Linked DNA regions of Mus musculus: region 2 is linked to region 1. Evidence: chromatin loops called from intact Hi-C (ENCODE). Cell type or tissue: heart. All regions are shown on one strand. Region 1 overlaps St6galnac3 (ST6 (alpha-N-acetyl-neuraminyl-2,3-beta-galactosyl-1,3)-N-acetylgalactosaminide alpha-2,6-sialyltransferase 3). Region 2 overlaps St6galnac5 (ST6 (alpha-N-acetyl-neuraminyl-2,3-beta-galactosyl-1,3)-N-acetylgalactosaminide alpha-2,6-sialyltransferase 5).

Region 1 (8,000 bases):
GTGACAAGGGTGATCCCAGAAATGAAAAATCACACCGATAGCGGAGACCCTGATAGGATGCGATCAGAGGTCGATCCTGCTCTACCTACAGTCTTCCTCTCGAACATCCATTTCCCCATCTACTCACGAGAAAGGTCTCAGACAAACTCCAACGGAGAAACGGTCTCCCAAATGCCTGACCAGCCCTCCACACAACAGCAGCAGGTGATCCAAAAGCCCTGAAGGCAAATAGGTGCTGTCTTAGTTAGGGTTTTACTGCTGTGAACAGGCACCATGACCAAGGCAATTCTTCTAACACCAACATTTAATTGGGGCTGGCTTATAGGTTCAGAGGTTCAGTCCATTATCCGCAAAGCAAGAGCATGGCAGCATCCAGGCAGTCATGGTGCAGGAGGAGCTGAGAGTTCTACGTCTTCACCTGAAGACTGCTAGTGGAAGAATGACTGCCAGGTAGGTCTTAAGCCCACACCCACAGTGACACACCTACTCCAACAAGACCACACCTAATAGTGCCACTCCCTGGGCCAAGCATATACAAACCATCACAGGTGTTTTTACTAAACTGTCGCTCTTCAGTCAGGTAAACTTAAACTCTCACTACATGGAAACTCCTGTCAGGTGACTCACACCAACCCCTTCCCTCAATCTCCCCGCCAGAGAACAAAGAAAGTACTGCTCCCCTTCCGGTCACCTCTTGTCATACCTCAGGGGAGCATTCTCCATGGATTCTAAGCCAGGAGTGTGTGCAGTGGAAGGAGCGGGCTGGATGGACAGCTTGCCCAAGGAGAGCTCCAGGAGTAGGCTCTTCTCTCATTGGGGATGCTTAAACAAAAACGTGCATAACTTACAACACTTTTAGGCGTCGCTATGCTCAGCCCGAGTGTGCTGGAGAGTGTCCTTATGTTACTGGAATTCCTTCACGGCAGGAGCTGGGGTGCAGAGATGGTTCTTAAAATGCATCCCACTTTGGGGACTTGTGCTAAAACAAAATCCCAGTTTGTACCAAAAGTATGACTTTAAGAGTGACGAGAGTGCCCTCTTGTGGTAAGGACTGAGAACTGCAAGCAACCCTGTGACTATTAAGGATATTAAGTTGGGAGTTTTCTCCTCTTCACATTCTTGGTGGCCCGACAGAGGAAACCATCCTTGTAAGTACAGAAAATTCCAGCGGGAAATGGACAAATCTATCCTCGGCCAGACAGGTCCAGGTTCTGTTTCCCTTCTTATGAGCAGTCACCTTTGACAGAAGACCACAAGCTGCTGCCCCAGTGACATTGATCGGGACCTCAACGACTCTTGACACCAGGTCGAAAGTCTTTACGGAACACACCAAAATGGCAAAGAGTTGCTCATTTCTGAGGGCCACCCCGTCTTTGGAGGACAAAGAGATTAGATAGATAGATAGATAGATAGATAGATAGATAGATAGACAGACAGACAGACAGATAGGTGGTGGGTGGATGCATGCATACATATATTTCCTGAAAGTCAGCCTCCCACACAACAGAACAGGACAACAGAACAAAGAGGACATGGAACACGACTCACCATGCCCTGTCTAGGTCACTACAAGACAAATTTTTTTTTTTAAATCCAAATTTTTTTTTAATCCAAACAAAGCCACCAGTTTTCACATGTAAATTATTTATTCGGGTAAGTGATGAGACAGAAGCCGCATCAACAGTAAAACCAGGGTGCTCTGTGACGACAGGGTAAGACAAGAGGAGCCCCACCCCAAGTTTTATTAAAATGAATGTGGAGTACACCTGGCTGGATCCCTTCCCCGTGCAGGCTCTTGGGATGCTGTGATTCTAATTCACAGACGCTCTCTGGCAAGCCCATGTGTTTTCAAGCCCTAGAGAGGTAGAAATGTGGAAGATGCAACTTAGTTTCAGCTATTCCTGTGACAGCCAAAGGGCCAGCAGAGAAGACAACCCCAAAGACAGTCGAAGAAATGCAAATTAAAGGAAGGCGGTTGGCTGCGTTATGTGCCAGTGAGTTGACTTGATAACCTGAGATCCACACCTGGAACCCATGCGACAGAAGGAAAAAAACAATTCCCAAGAGCTGCCCTCTGACCTTCACACGCACACCTAGAAGAAGCATGCCTGCATATCCTGTACACACGATTTTTTAAAAGGATCATTTCTCTTTTTCACAAAAGAAATGATGCACTATCGCTCTGCACTAACCAGAGAGGTAAATGAAAAAGCTTGATGTCCTGGCATATCAATTACAGAAGACCCAAGGAAAGAGACACTAGAAACCACCTCTAAGAAAAGGCTGAAATATTCTTTCCATTCCAGGGCAGAAGTAGCATCCAGTGTCTGCAGAATGTACGTTATCTTAAGACCCAGGCCCTCCCTTCTGAGAATTCCAAAGCACCGTTTAGACAACTTTTCTGAGACCAACGTCCCTTTCCCAAAGGGTCATGATGGCTCACAGACTTTCCCCTTTGGGCTCCAGGTGCATCAGAGAAAGAAGACAGAACTGAAAATCCAGAAACCATTTAAGAATCAGACCAGGATCGGGTAGACCCTCCAGAGCTTCCAGCAGACATGGCAAACCAGCAAATGCCATGACTAGACACAAGATGGCTGACCAGGCTTCCAGTCTCACAGGTTAAGAACTGTTCCCAATCACAGGGCTCGTCTGTTTGACCCATGAGCAACACCATCCTGTGTGCCTTCCTAGTGTAGACTCCACAGAAGCCTCACTGTCTACCCTGCGGGCTACACAGAGGCTCCACACTGAGAACCGCAAAGGACTGTGAGCCTCTCTGAATCTACAAAGGAGCTCACCTGCTCTACAAACAACCTTGGCTTGCATCTAAATGAAGTGTCTAGAGGCTGTGCTCTCCCAACTTAGCCCCGGACCACAGCATCCTGAATAGCATTGCCCTTAATGAGCCACGGATGAGACAATGGCTCTCAGGCTGCTCTGGCATGGACTCCAAGCTTCCTTGGAAAATCAAAATGCCAGAAGCCCAAGTAAACACTTAAGACACAACAATGCCAAATAGACATGAATAGCAAATACCTCCAAAAATATGAGCTTCTCAAGAGACATTATTTACGCACTCTGCCATTTTTTTTCTCTTTCTGTGGCTCTCAAAGAGGATTTAATCCTCTGACAATTTTTCACTCAGAGAAAGACAAAGGAGCCCACGGTGGAAGGGAAAGCATTGCTCCATGAATCAAATCCAGTCTGCCTCATAAGTCACAGTGGATCTACATTTCTGTTCTGAGTAACGATTGGAAAGAGGGCTACAACCGTAGTCAGGAGGTCTGACTTGTCACCTCAGCTCAGCAACTGACCAGTGGTGAGGCACCAGCTTCCCTTCTGAGGTCTGGTCTCACTGGCCTCACGGATCACCTGTCTAGGGCCCTCATAGCTCATGGCCTCAGGAATGTGGCAGAGGGCTGAGTGTTCCACTCTAATGTCCTCAGTTTCTGTTATGTGGGTGCCTCTGCCCATCTCAGAGGCTCTAGGCTGGTGAAGCCTGCACCCACAAGGCAGGATAACCCAGAGGCTTCCACCTGCCTGGACAGAGTGGAGTTCCAATCCTCAGCAGGGTCTGCTGCTGCAAGGATTGCTGGTCCGGAACACACCCTCTCTGGTCTTCTGTCCCACTCCTCTCTATACAGTTTTCTGGTACTATCGCCCACAGCAGGCTCTTGAACTAGAATCCTTTGGAAGAAATCCAGATTGAAATAGAGACAGCATGGCTTTCTAGCAATCCACTCTGTAACACAAGAACTAGTTCATTTCTGTCCAGAGCTGACCCCAAAGCAACCTTAGGGGGAAAGCCTCATTTTAATACGGCTCTGAAGCTCTGGCTGATTCCTGGTGGCTCTCAGCGATGAAAAGTGACACTACTCTGTCACCTGCTCTGTGTGCTAGGGACCACTAGTGCCACTTCTCTCTTAGAAAGGGCCAAAGGCTAATGTCATGAGAAAGCAGGCCAAGTCCAAGGTGGCTGACGCAGGCCTTTGAACCTGCGCTTTCACAGTCCACGGACCTGAAATGTCAGTGCTCCCTGACAGTGGTGCTAAGGGAACAACTGCTCGACCAACTTCGATTATCTCTGGTAAAAAGAAGCCAAATTCACAGGAACACGGAGCCTGGCATCCTCTGTCCGGTGTAAGCGGAGAGCTGGGGCGTCTCTGAAGCCGCCTAGGAAACACACTTCTGGGCGTGCCTGTGAGCATCGGCTGAGGTGGAAAGACTCGCTCTATATGTGTCACGGGCTGTCTCAAACAACCACACAGCTACTGGCCCCCAACCTGCTGCACCGAGCAGCCACCACTAGAGGCCACCACACGTACCTCTGCACCTGAAACCCTTCATTAACATCCTCCAGATAACTCAGAAGTGAGACTCACGTTGCGAGTGAATGCAGTCTACAGATACGCAAATTCACACCTAAGGGAAGGTCTCAGTGCCCTGCCAACGCATACACTGAACAGAGGGCAAGGCCACTGTGGCTGTACAATGGAAGCTGACAGCAGTCCCCACTACATCCACCACGCCATGGATGTGGAAGAGAGTAAACAGGCTAACACCTTAGGGATACACTAAGGCAGGTGTGCCTGGGAAGACGGCAGAAAGCAATTAGGGAAGAAGACCCAACCCAGGCTGAGGATGAAGAAACCTCATGGCCAGCCCTGCTCACAGGTAAGAGTGGGGAGCCTGATGTCTGCCGTCGGCCTTGCCTAACACCATTAAGGGGGGAATGTAAGCTGGAACAGAGTGGGAAAGGTTAAAGAGGAACGTTGAGGCTAACTTGAAAGAATCATGGCTTTCACACCAGAAACTGGGCATAAAAGCAGCTCACCAGGCTGGTGACTGATGGAGCCATCCTGACAGGAACCACAAAGAGGCTCTTAAAGGGAGTCTGTAAGAAAGCGTTGGATCAGTGGAGCTGTCAGACCTGAGACAACCCAGCCCAAATGCAGTGTGCCACACTGTCCTGCCACTGTAGCTGCACGGGTAGGTCACCCTTTCACCATGCAGCACCTCACTCGTGAGAGCAAGCATCTCAGGCTAGCTCCAGCCCGCAGACAGACCCTTGTTCTTTAGCCTCTTGCTGTGTCCCTCAGCAAATGTCACTCAGCACACCAGACAAGTCCTGGAGCTCCCTATGACCGGGTCAGTTATAATATGTGGACGACACTTGCACAAGCCTGCCTGCTACAGCCTAGGTAGCCACAGGTGACAAGTGGAGAACAGAGAGGATGCAGATCAGGCAGGGCAAGAAGGGCTAGCCCAGTCAGGACGATGCTTACCTTGCGAACATACGGGGCGGAATTCATCCCCAGAGCATATTACTAATGTGATGGACCTTTGTTACCAAAGAACTGTACTTAGAAAAGGAAACAAACTTCAGAGAAATAAAAATCCCAGCAACAGCCCCTGGAGTATAGGAGGCCCCGCCACAAGGCTCGTGAAGAAGTGGAACAGAGGCCTCAGCACAGTCCACTCAGTCCACTGTCAGCCTGAGACGCCCGCCAAGCTGGCTGGCTGAAAGAACATGCTGGGTCTGTTCTGTTTGCTGTAGTTTTCTGAGCAGGCTCCATGGTGAGCGAAGAGGCGAACAGGAATCTTCCATTATCCCTTTCAGCTGAAAAGAAACCTCACCACAGAATGCACTTACTGTGAAAGTTGGTACAAACAGCAGCCACGGGGAGGTCGCGATTAGAGGAGGCTTCCAGGGAGAACGGCTTCTTAGAGAGTTGGACTCTGATGGGCAGAGGGAGATGGTGACGGGTGAGGGGTGAACGAAAGAGGGGGCAGGAGCAGAGCAAGGCCTGAGCCTGAGCAGAGGCAGCGGGTGAGCTCACTCACTCAGCCTACATCTGAAGCATCGGTCATCCTAGGTGCCCCACAGCAGGACCAGATCAGTGGGCAAGACAGCAGGCTGGGCCAGTGGAGCATGGTGGTAGGAGCGGCTACAGTTTAACACTGAGAGTTGGGACCTAGGAAACACCGTAGCAAGTTGTTCTAAGAACAGGGTCTTGAGTATGAGCTCAAGGATGCCAGACTTGATTCACAGACATCACTGAGCCAAGGGAGCTTCTCTGAGAAATGTCTGTGAGAGGCAGGGCAGAAAAAGGGAGCCATCAGGTTAGCTCCAGCTGGGGTGATTCATCTTCGGATGCATAAGACCCCGTATGGGACAGAAAGGGGATCAGAGGCTGGAGGAGGAGGAGGAGGAGGGAGAGGAGGGGGAAGGGGAAGAGGGGAAGAGGAAGAGGAAGAGGAAGGGAAGGAGGGGGAGGAGGAAGAACAGAAAAAAGGAGGAGGAGGGGAGGAGGAAGAGGAAGAACAGGAGGAAGAGGGGAGGAGGAGGAAGAGGAAGAAGAGGAGGAAATGAGGAGGGGGAGGAAAAGAAGGAAGAAGAGGAAGAAGAGGAGGAGGAGGAAGAAGAGGAGGAGGAAAAGGAGGAGGAGGAGGAAAAGGAGGAAGAGGAGGAAAAGGAGGAAGAGGAGGAGGAGGGATGCATGTCTTGCGGAACCCTGCTCTGTGTGGTTATATCCTGAGGAGTTCTACTGGGAATAAGTTTAGGAATGAGACAACCCCTCTTTGGAAACATTTAAAAGTTTCTCAATCGTCCTGCAGATAAACAAACAAAACCACATTTGATTCTTCCCGACCCTGCATATTCCACTCTTTTATGACCAATTTGTTTGGGGTGAACATCACAGGACATGAGGAGGGAGGCGGGAGGGGAGGAGCCATTGAAGTCAAAGAGGACAGGATGCCAGGAATCCTCTAAGACTCAGGAACGTCTCACTGAAAAGTTGGGCCACCTTCAGGGAACTCACAACGAATACCCTGTGCCCATGCACACAGACACACAACAGCACCCTGTGCCTCAACACTCAGGCTTCTATTTGCCTGGCTGCTTAGCAGTCTGCATCTATTAGATCACCGTGACAGCTTTTGGATGTCCATCCCTTTAAAACAAACAAACAAACAAACAAACAAAAAGGTAAGATCTAGAAACCCGCATCTCACTGATTTACCAACTTATCTTACACAGGGTTTCCAATGCCACTCCCTAACCAGGCAGCAGGCTCACAAGTCAATCATTTTTCAAGCAGACAGTCTAAAAGCAAAAACCTCAAATCCAAGTGTGGATGTACATGATAGAAATCCCAGCACACAGTGGATGAGGCAGGAGGATTAGAAGTTCAAGGACATCCTTGGCTACAGAGTCAATTCAAGGCCAGCCTTGGCTACATGAGACAGCCTCTACTAAGTTAATAGAAATGCCAAAAGGAAAGCCTTTTCTGATCCACCCTGGGAGAGGTTGATGGCTTACGAGGGTCCAAACTCTCGTGTCTCTTGGAATCTGTGCAACTCTGCATTGGGCCGGTTTTCACAATGCCCACAGAACTTGTTCTCTAGCTCACAGACTCGGCCGTTTCTCTCAGGGCATTGTCACAGTGTGCCGGGGTCCCATGTTTGTACCCAGGTACCTGGAGGTGCCATGCTACTGGCTCGAGCCCCACATTTGGGGGAGCAAGATAAGGAGCCACTTTCCAAAGCCTAACATGGGGTCCCATGGTTGGTAGATGAAGACTGGTCCCATCAGCTCAATAAGTAGTTTTGGTTTGACCTCTGGCTTCCCTGGAGATGCACCACCCCCAACTCCACCTGCTGCCACCTGTGTCCCCTCTGCAGCCCAGGTGGACTCAGAGGTGGTTTGTGTGGAGGAAAAAGCACAAAGAAAATGCAGGAAAGCTTTCAGCAGCGTGAAGCCCGAGAGGCTCAGCTCTGCACTGGTGGGAGCTGGAAATCCAACAATGCCATGCCCATCCACCTTGGCAGGGAGCCTCGGTGCCTCCGGATGCCAGGAAAGGAGCCAGCTGCCTCCTGCAAACATCACAACCTGTCAGCATGAGTCACAAGTCAGTGCCATTCGTTACCTAGCGTCTGAGATTCACAGAAACTGCAGGGTTCTGGGACATAATTCCCACCAAGGTTAAATTCTC
Region 2 (8,000 bases), 690 kb before region 1:
ACACGCGCTAATTCATTCCGGGGGAACTGCCCATGAAGCAGCCAGCGGCATTTACTACCAAATTGCACATTAAATCCCCTCTCCTTTCTTTGCAAAACTGCACAGATTGAGGTTAAAAAAAAATAACGAGAGTGATTTGATTGTGCGTGCATGCCCACCATGTTTACTTTATGTTGCTTCCTTTGCTGCCTAAAGAGCTCTCTCCTGCATTTATTCTGTATGAGTTGCAAGTGGCGTTCCTTCTTAAGAAGCACAGGCAGCGTGTGTTCCTCAGACATGGCTTCTGTGCTCTGCCTCATGCTTGCAGGCTTCACAGAGGAATCACATCAATTCGGGTGGAATATTTCCTAGTCATTTTAGTGCAGGAAGGTGGACTGGCCATCATGTCCTCTCTGCAGTCATGAGGACTTGAGTTCAGTCCTCATATCTGATGGACAAGCCTTGGGCTCAGTGGTGCATGCTGGGATTGCCAGTGCTGAAGAGGCTTGGTAGCCAGACAACAGCCTCACCAAGCCGGACAGCTTCACCAAGCCAGACAGCTTCACCAAGCCAGACAGCCTCACCAAGCCAGACAGCCTCACCAAGCCAGACAGCCTCACCGATTCCATGAGCTGCAGGCCAATGGGAGCTCATGTCTCAAAGGGGACACAGGCTGGAGAGATAAGTCAGGGTTACCCCTGACTTGCTCCTTTTCCAGAGGACTGGGTTTGGGTCCTGGTGCCCACATCAGGTAGCTCTTGACTATCTAACTCCAGCTCAGGAGATCTGATGATGCACATCTCCATGCATACCTGCTCTGACTTGTACATACCCAGACCTATACATAAAAAGCAATACAGAATAATCTTAAAGATAACTGGGTGGATATCACCTGAGGAATAACACTCAAGGTTGGCCTCTGGCCTCCACACACACACACTCACATATATGCGCAAAATACAGTCACACATATGCACATTCACACACGCACCCACACAGACATGTATACTCCCATTGTCTGTCTGTCTGTCTATCATCCCATAATCATCAGAAGTGTGAGGAACACTTTTATTCTGTTCCTATTCACCAATGCATACAAAGATGAGCCTCCCATACCAGATTTATCCTCACTGAGTACAAGAAATAGTGAATAAATTTACTCTCTGAGTAAACAGACCATTTCTGTGACTAAGGTGGGAAACAGTCCCAAATATGGCTCTTTCTACAGCACATCTACCTGAAGGTGTTGCTCCTAACAGCAAACGCTATCTTTGAAGAACCACACCAAACACCAAAGCGGCCCTGAGCCACGCAGCAGCGCCGCGTGGAGACAAGAGTCTGTTTTTGTCCGTAGTAACACTCTCATGGCAGCTGTTGTTTGTGAAACTGTCAGACATCTGGTTGTGAAATCAAGGATCCTGGGGACGTGATCTCAGAGAGAGGTGAGGAATTTTACAACATTTGTACTCCTTACTCAACAGTGTACAAACCTTTCTTAGTCTGTGTAAATAAACAAGACACTGTCAGTGAGAAAGCATCTTCATAAGAACTTTGGAAAATTTCAGCTTGTTGTTCTGTCCCATTGCTGGGGATAACCAGAGTGCAGGCGAGCCTCAAGCACACACGGATTTCTGACCCCGGGTGGGGCTGCTGATGGGATAAGTATTTTTCTCTGTCACCCCATTTCTATCTACTGACCCACCTACTTCTCTCTGTGTTATATCTGTAAGTTACTTCAGATGAGAGTGCCAAAACGATGAAATAAGGAGGGGTCAGCCTTTCACAAACAATGCTGGAAAACTGGGGAGTTGCACAAAGGAAACTCCATGCACATCATAAATGCAGCTAACTTAAAATGGATCCTGGGCCTTACTCTAAGAAGCTAAGACTGTAAAACTCCCAGTCATTTGGCACAACACTGGATTAGGTGATAGTTATTAAATCTAACACTAAAATTATCAGTGAGAAATGAAAAAATAGATCAATTATTATTAAACCTAAAAACTTTGTGATCGAAAAGATACCAAGAAATAAAAGTACAGTCTACATACAAGAGAGAATAATTAGCAAATCATATAACCTTATATGTAACTTGTATCCACAATATGTAAAGATTTTTAACTCATCAATAAATAAATAATCCTGGGGCCAGAGAGATGGCTCAGCAGTCAAGTGTGCTTGCAGTGTAGCCATGAGGCCTGAGTGTGGATCCCGGCATGCACAGGACTGTGATGTCTGCAGTGTGGATCCCAGCTCGCACACAGCTGTGATGTCTGACAGGTGCCTGTAATCCTGGCTGCAGGGGGATACTGGGAACTTGCTGGCTTTCAGCTGAGATGAGAAAACAAGAGTCCCAGGTTCAGGGAAGGGACCCTGCTTCAGAGGATCTCAACAATAAATATTCAAGGAATGCAGAGATGGCTCAGCGGTTATTGCACTAAATTCCTGCCAGACTGATATTCAAATTGACCAGAGTTAAACTTCTAAGGTCTGAATTACCCGGAAGGAGGACAGGCATTTATTAATTGATATGTGTGTCATGGTTTGGATCTAAAATGTCCTCTCAAAACTCGTGTTGTGAAAGGTCCTGCTGATGCGGAACAGCAGGCTCTCAATGGCATAGGTCGACAACAGGATAACTGGAAGAGTACAGGTGAGAGGCCAATACTGGTGGTGTCACAGAAGCTAGAGAGCTCTCATCAGGCCAACGGCTCATGGGGGTGAAGATGTGTGGACAGGGGCATACTGTGGTACACACCGTGACACACTACAGCTTCCAGGACGAGATGTTTTCTATCCTCTGTTTTGTTTTGTACATGTGTTCTTTAGTTTGGAGGATTTGCAAGGGCAGAGAGCAGATACGAGGGGAGATAAGGGGGGCTGGGGTGCATGATGGGAAACTCACAAAGAATCAATGAAAAGATTTTTGTTTTTGTTTTTAAAGAAAGAAACAAAACAAGCAAGCAAACAACAGAAGTCTGGCCCTGAGTACAGCTATGTTCAGGGGACTTTCAGGACAGCAGTCGGATAATGTTGGCTCTGATCTCACTCATGGATTGTCCCATTGGTGCGTTCATAACTGGAGCGTAATGAAATGGTGGGAAAGTGGGGCAGAGCCTGGTTGGAGGAAGCACAACATTGTAGCTATGCCTTGAAGGGCTGTGTCTTTTTCCCCTAGTTCCTCCTCTCCCCTCCACAGCTTAGCTCCTGAGTTACCACACGATGTGAGGCTCACAATCTGGAATCTGAAGAGGTTGAACTGTGTGTGTGTGTCTGTGTGTGTGTGTGTCTGTGTCTGTGTGTGTGTGGGTGGGGGGGGCGGTCTAGGGGTGGCATTCACCGAAGACTGAGGTAATTAAGGGGAAGGGCAGAGGGAGACCTGTTGTTAAAAGTTGTACAATTTCTGCAGGCATAGTGGACATACACCCATAACTCAGCACTGGGGAGAGAGCGAGCAGAGGACCATGAGTTGGAGGCCACCCTTAGCTACATAGTGAGTTCTAGGACAGCTTGGGCTACATAAGACCTTGTCTCAAAACAAGCACACAAGTACCTACCACACAACTATGTCTTCAGCCCTTAGCTGCTGGGCTTTTGCTATGCTGCAGTCTTTAATCTATCTTTTTCTTCCCACGTGTGTCCAGGCCTGCCCCTATTACTTGAAAAGCCCACACAAAAGTATACATGGAAGTCCATGAACTTTCTAATTGCTTTTATTCCCTAGGAGTTGTATCTTTGTTTAGGACAGATTTTCAATTTTTAAAGTTTTCATCTGACCTATCCACTTCTGGCTTTGATCAGAATAACTCTCCTGCTCTTAGAATTTTGATTAGTGATTAAAGCTTCATTAAGATAAGATGTATAATATGATGCTTGTGAGTTTGGGGGTAGATACTTGCTCAACATCCATGGGCCTTGGGTTGGGGCACTAGTACTTGTTTCCTAAGGAGGAAAACACCAACCACTAACTAAAGGAAACCCCAATGGCTAATTTTATACCTGCAAAACAGGACACAGGATCATCACATCCCCCTTAGGAACTCATATGTAGCATGTTATCACTGTGATCTCAGCACTGCCTCGTTATCACTGCGATCCCAGCACTACCTTGTTATCACTGCGATCCCAGCACTGCCTTGTTATCACTGTGATCTCAGCACTGCCTCGTTATCACTGCGATCCCAGCACTGCCTTGTTATCACTGCGATCCCAGCACTGCCTTGTTATCACTGTGATCCCAGCACTACCTTGTTATCACTGCGATCCCAGCACTGCCTCGTTATCACTGCGGTCCCAGCACTGCCTTGTTATCACTGTGATCTCAGCACTGCCTCGTTATCACTGCGATCCCAGCACTGCCTTGTTATCACTGCGATCCCAGCACTGCCTTGTTATCACTGCGATCCCAGCACTACCTTGTTATCACTGCGATCCCAGCACTGCCTCGCCATGGGAGGGCTGTTTTGAGGCTCCTCCCCACTCCAGTGCCAAACTTCGTGAGTACTCTGAGTCCGAGGCCAGTATGGGATACACAGGAAAGCCTATCTCAAAACCAGATAAGAAGAGAAAAATCGCATCTGCTTATATCGGTTCTTAGACATGAACCCAATGCAAAAATAGATCAAGATGACGGCATTATTTATCTCCAAGTGGTGAGATTTGGGGACATTTTCTTTCTTTTTTTTTTCTTTTTTACACTTTCAAAATGTTAATATGATCTTTAGACAAAGAAAATAGAACAATAATTAGCTTCTCTTGGAGTTTTAGATTTCTCTTCTGATGGTACATGTCAGTTATGAGGAGCAGAGAATGAGGTGCTTCTGCGGCAGTTAGAGAGAGGGAAGAAAAAGGAGAGGGAAAATGTAGGGTGGGAACACTGGTTTCCAAGGCAACATCATTGTCAAACCATGTCCATCAAAAGAGGGCTGGAAAAACGTCGAGTGGCCCAGCCATACAGTAGGTGATTGGTCTTAAGACAGCACAAAGGTAGGATACAGGCTACTGCGTGAAGGAACCGTGAAAGCACCTTCCTGACTTTACCCTGTGGGGGCGAGGTGTCTCTCAAAGGCTTCATGAAGGAGTCCTGCTCTCTTTTGCTCTTCTGCCTCTGGCCATGGGAAGGCAGAACCTCCTTGGGACCTGGAGACTAGGCCTATCCATGGAGACAGAAGTAGAACTGAGTGTCCAGGGACTAAGGGAGGGAGGGACAAAGTCCTTGGAAATAAGTAGCTGCACTCACTGCTCGACACGGTAAAAAATGGTGAGAATTCCTTAACTCTTTAATCTAGTGGACAAAAAGGGCCTGGAAAACAAAAGCCTGGCTGCAATGAAGAGGCAGCACCCACCGGCAAGTGCAAGTGCGGTTCCCGAGGCTGTGCTAGCTGGTCCTCTGCCATTCATCCTGTGTGGGAGCGGGGTGCCAGAGCTCTAAGGGCAGACCTATTCTGCCCATGGACGGGAAGAACAATGCATTTTGAGACTGTCCCATAAAGATATAATTACACAGACTATAAGCAACCCAGAAAAGTCACTAATTAAGAGTCACTAATTAAGAGAGTTACAAATTGTTGAGCTGTGAAATTTCTTTCTAGGAAACAAAATAATATCCAGTAAGCAGGTCTGCCCTTCCTGTGGATGGCTGTTTTGAGCTACAGTCTTTACGGAATGGGTAAGGCTGAAGCCTGGCCCACAGAGGCAAATAGGAGGCTGTGCATGTCAAGAGCCCCTCACCCATCCAATCCCACCCCCACTGGGCCCCTCCTCTCCATCAGTGTTCTGGAAGTGCCACACGAGGGGCTACTTCTGGCTGTTCCCCAAATACCCATCACTTAGTGAGATTTAAAGAAAAATGTCAAGAGGGATGAAAGGATTACTGAGGATGATTTATGAAATTTAAATATTTCTTCAGTTGGCAAAATGGGTGGGTGAGAGGGAGGCAGGGAGGAACCGGCCTCATCTGAAAAGTGCCTGAGGGCAGTCAGCCACTGGGAGAGAGGCATGGTCAAGGGCAGCCACTGGGAGAGAGGCGTGGTCAAGGGCAGCCAATGGGAGAGAGGAGTGGACAAGGGCAGCCAATGGGAGAGAGGCGTGGTCAAGGGCAGCCAATGGGAGAGAGGTGTAGTCAAGGGCAGCCAATGAGAGAGAGGCGTGGTCAAGGGCAGCCAATGAGAGAGAGGCGTGGTCAAGGACACACATTCCTTCCAGGGCAGCCAAGGGGACTTCAACAGAAATGTCAATGCTCGGTTTCATAGCAGCCCAGACTACCTGGACTGTATTTTAGTTTTACGCTGTTGAATGAATTAAGTCATCCCATCCGTCGAAGAATCAGTGAGCACCATCTACGCACATTGTGATAGGTATGAAGACTTCCATAAGGAAGCGTACTAAAATACCAAGGGTAATTATGTTTTAGTGAGAAATTCATGAGTAAGGCTTAGTTTTTCTTTACCTCTGTCACGTTGCCACGCACACCCACATATACTATAGGGAAAAGACTGATGTTCATTTTTTTTTTCAAAGTAAGCAACCTGGTTCTTTTTCCTGGTGTATGGCTTCCAACAGAAGGGACTCTGTGTGCTGTACTGTGGTCTACAAGAAAGGTCTGGGTGAACTGCTGTTGAGCTTGTGTGTCCATAGGTTGGCATAGAAACCTAGGAAATGCATAGAGGAACGCCTGGCTGCTCTCCACCCTTGAGACCTTCCAGAGGTCTCACTGTTTTGTGGATTCACTAAGAAAAGCCCTTTAGGGCCCATAGAGATGACTTAGCTGTTAATAGCACTGGCTTCTCTTCCAAAGGACCCACCCAGGTTTGGTTTCTAGCACCCACATGGCAGTTCCCAACTGTCTGTTAACTCCAGTCCTAACTCCAGCCCAACACCCTCTTCTCCCTTCCATAGGACCAGGCATACATATGGTGCACAGACATATACGCAGGCAAAACATCCATACCAAGGAAGGAAGTAAATAACTAAAACGTCCTTTACACTGGACAAAGTGACGCACATTTCCCATCTCTGCACTCTAAGAGTAGATACAGGGGTTGCAAGTTCAGGGCTAGCCTAGGCTAACTAATGAGACTTTGTCTCTAAAAGCAAAAGGAAAGAAGAGGAAAGTAGGTCATGTACAAGAGCGCAGGTAAGTGTCTGGGTAGCACACAGAGCCCGTCTCCATAGTTACAAATGGCCTTTGACTAGCAGATCAGTCAATGCTGAGGTTGTCATCCCCCAGGGGTTTGGGGCTCACTGTAGACCACAGTCACTCTGGGGCCTGGTCACTCTCGGATCCTTTAGCTTATTGATATTCTATTCGCAAACAGGCTATTGGTTCATATGCAATGATGTAATGATGTAATATGTAATAACAGAAAGCTCCTGATCCCTCACAGATCATTCAGTGTCTACCCAAGACAGCCTGACTGAGCTTTCTAGAGCCCGATGAAGAGTTCCGAAGGACTGCAGAGCCTCTGCTCACAGGGAAGGAGCTGGCACTCTTCTTCCCTCTGGTCTTTATTTTGGGTCCCTGTACCTAATTATAGTAACCTTGCCAGTGCCATCGGTTAAGAGTTAGGGACTTTCAGAGGGGATAGGCCATATGAACTCCGCCTGCTATGGTTTGAATATCAAACGTTCCCCGCAGGCTTGCTCTACCTTTGGATGTTGGTCACCGGGCTTGAGATCTACATCCCTGCCCCATTTTCTGTCAGCTTTCTGCTTCCCAATTCCGCTGAGGTGTGGGGGAGGCCAGGAATAGCAGACCAGGCTCCTTCCCTCTCCAGCGGAGCTTCCTGCTGCCATCTTCCCTGCCACGATGATCCATGTCCCCTCTTCCTCTTCAAAGTGTTATGTCAGATTATTTGATCACCGTGATGACAAAAGCGACCACTGTGCCCCTTAAGGTACTGGATGCTGATAGCAGAGCCAGAAGTGCCCCACAGGTCTATACAGTAGAGTTGTATCTGCCCTTCTAGCAGAGCCATAAATGCTTCATACCCAACAGGTCTATACAGTAGAGTTGTACCACA

The links. A loop is a pair of places that touch in the nucleus more often than their neighbours do. Peaks named below come from ENCODE experiments on the same cell type or tissue, not always from the same donor. Only the 100,000 strongest peaks of a DNase experiment are listed, where the experiment ranks them.
Region 2: it touches region 1 in a loop (3-fold over the local background); 4 of 42 quality-filtered maps call a loop at or near these places.

What each region holds. Positions count from the first base shown.
Region 1 is chr3:153,654,271-153,662,270 of GRCm38, forward strand. All of the region lies in intron 1 of St6galnac3 (ST6 (alpha-N-acetyl-neuraminyl-2,3-beta-galactosyl-1,3)-N-acetylgalactosaminide alpha-2,6-sialyltransferase 3), which reads right to left. Among named protein-coding and RNA genes, the nearest start is that of Gm52633, 63 kb to the left of the region's middle. In heart, a CTCF peak has its summit at 4,314 (motif pointing right); no DNase peak of the experiment used is centred here; H3K27ac peaks cover 1,891 bases; H3K27me3 peaks cover 295 bases.
Region 2 is chr3:152,960,760-152,968,759 of GRCm38, forward strand. The region is part of intron 2 of St6galnac5 (ST6 (alpha-N-acetyl-neuraminyl-2,3-beta-galactosyl-1,3)-N-acetylgalactosaminide alpha-2,6-sialyltransferase 5); the gene reads right to left. The region is part of intron 2 of Gm46830 (a long non-coding RNA gene); the gene reads left to right. Among named protein-coding and RNA genes, the nearest start is that of St6galnac5, 17 kb to the right of the region's middle. In heart, no CTCF peak of the experiment used is centred here; no DNase peak of the experiment used is centred here.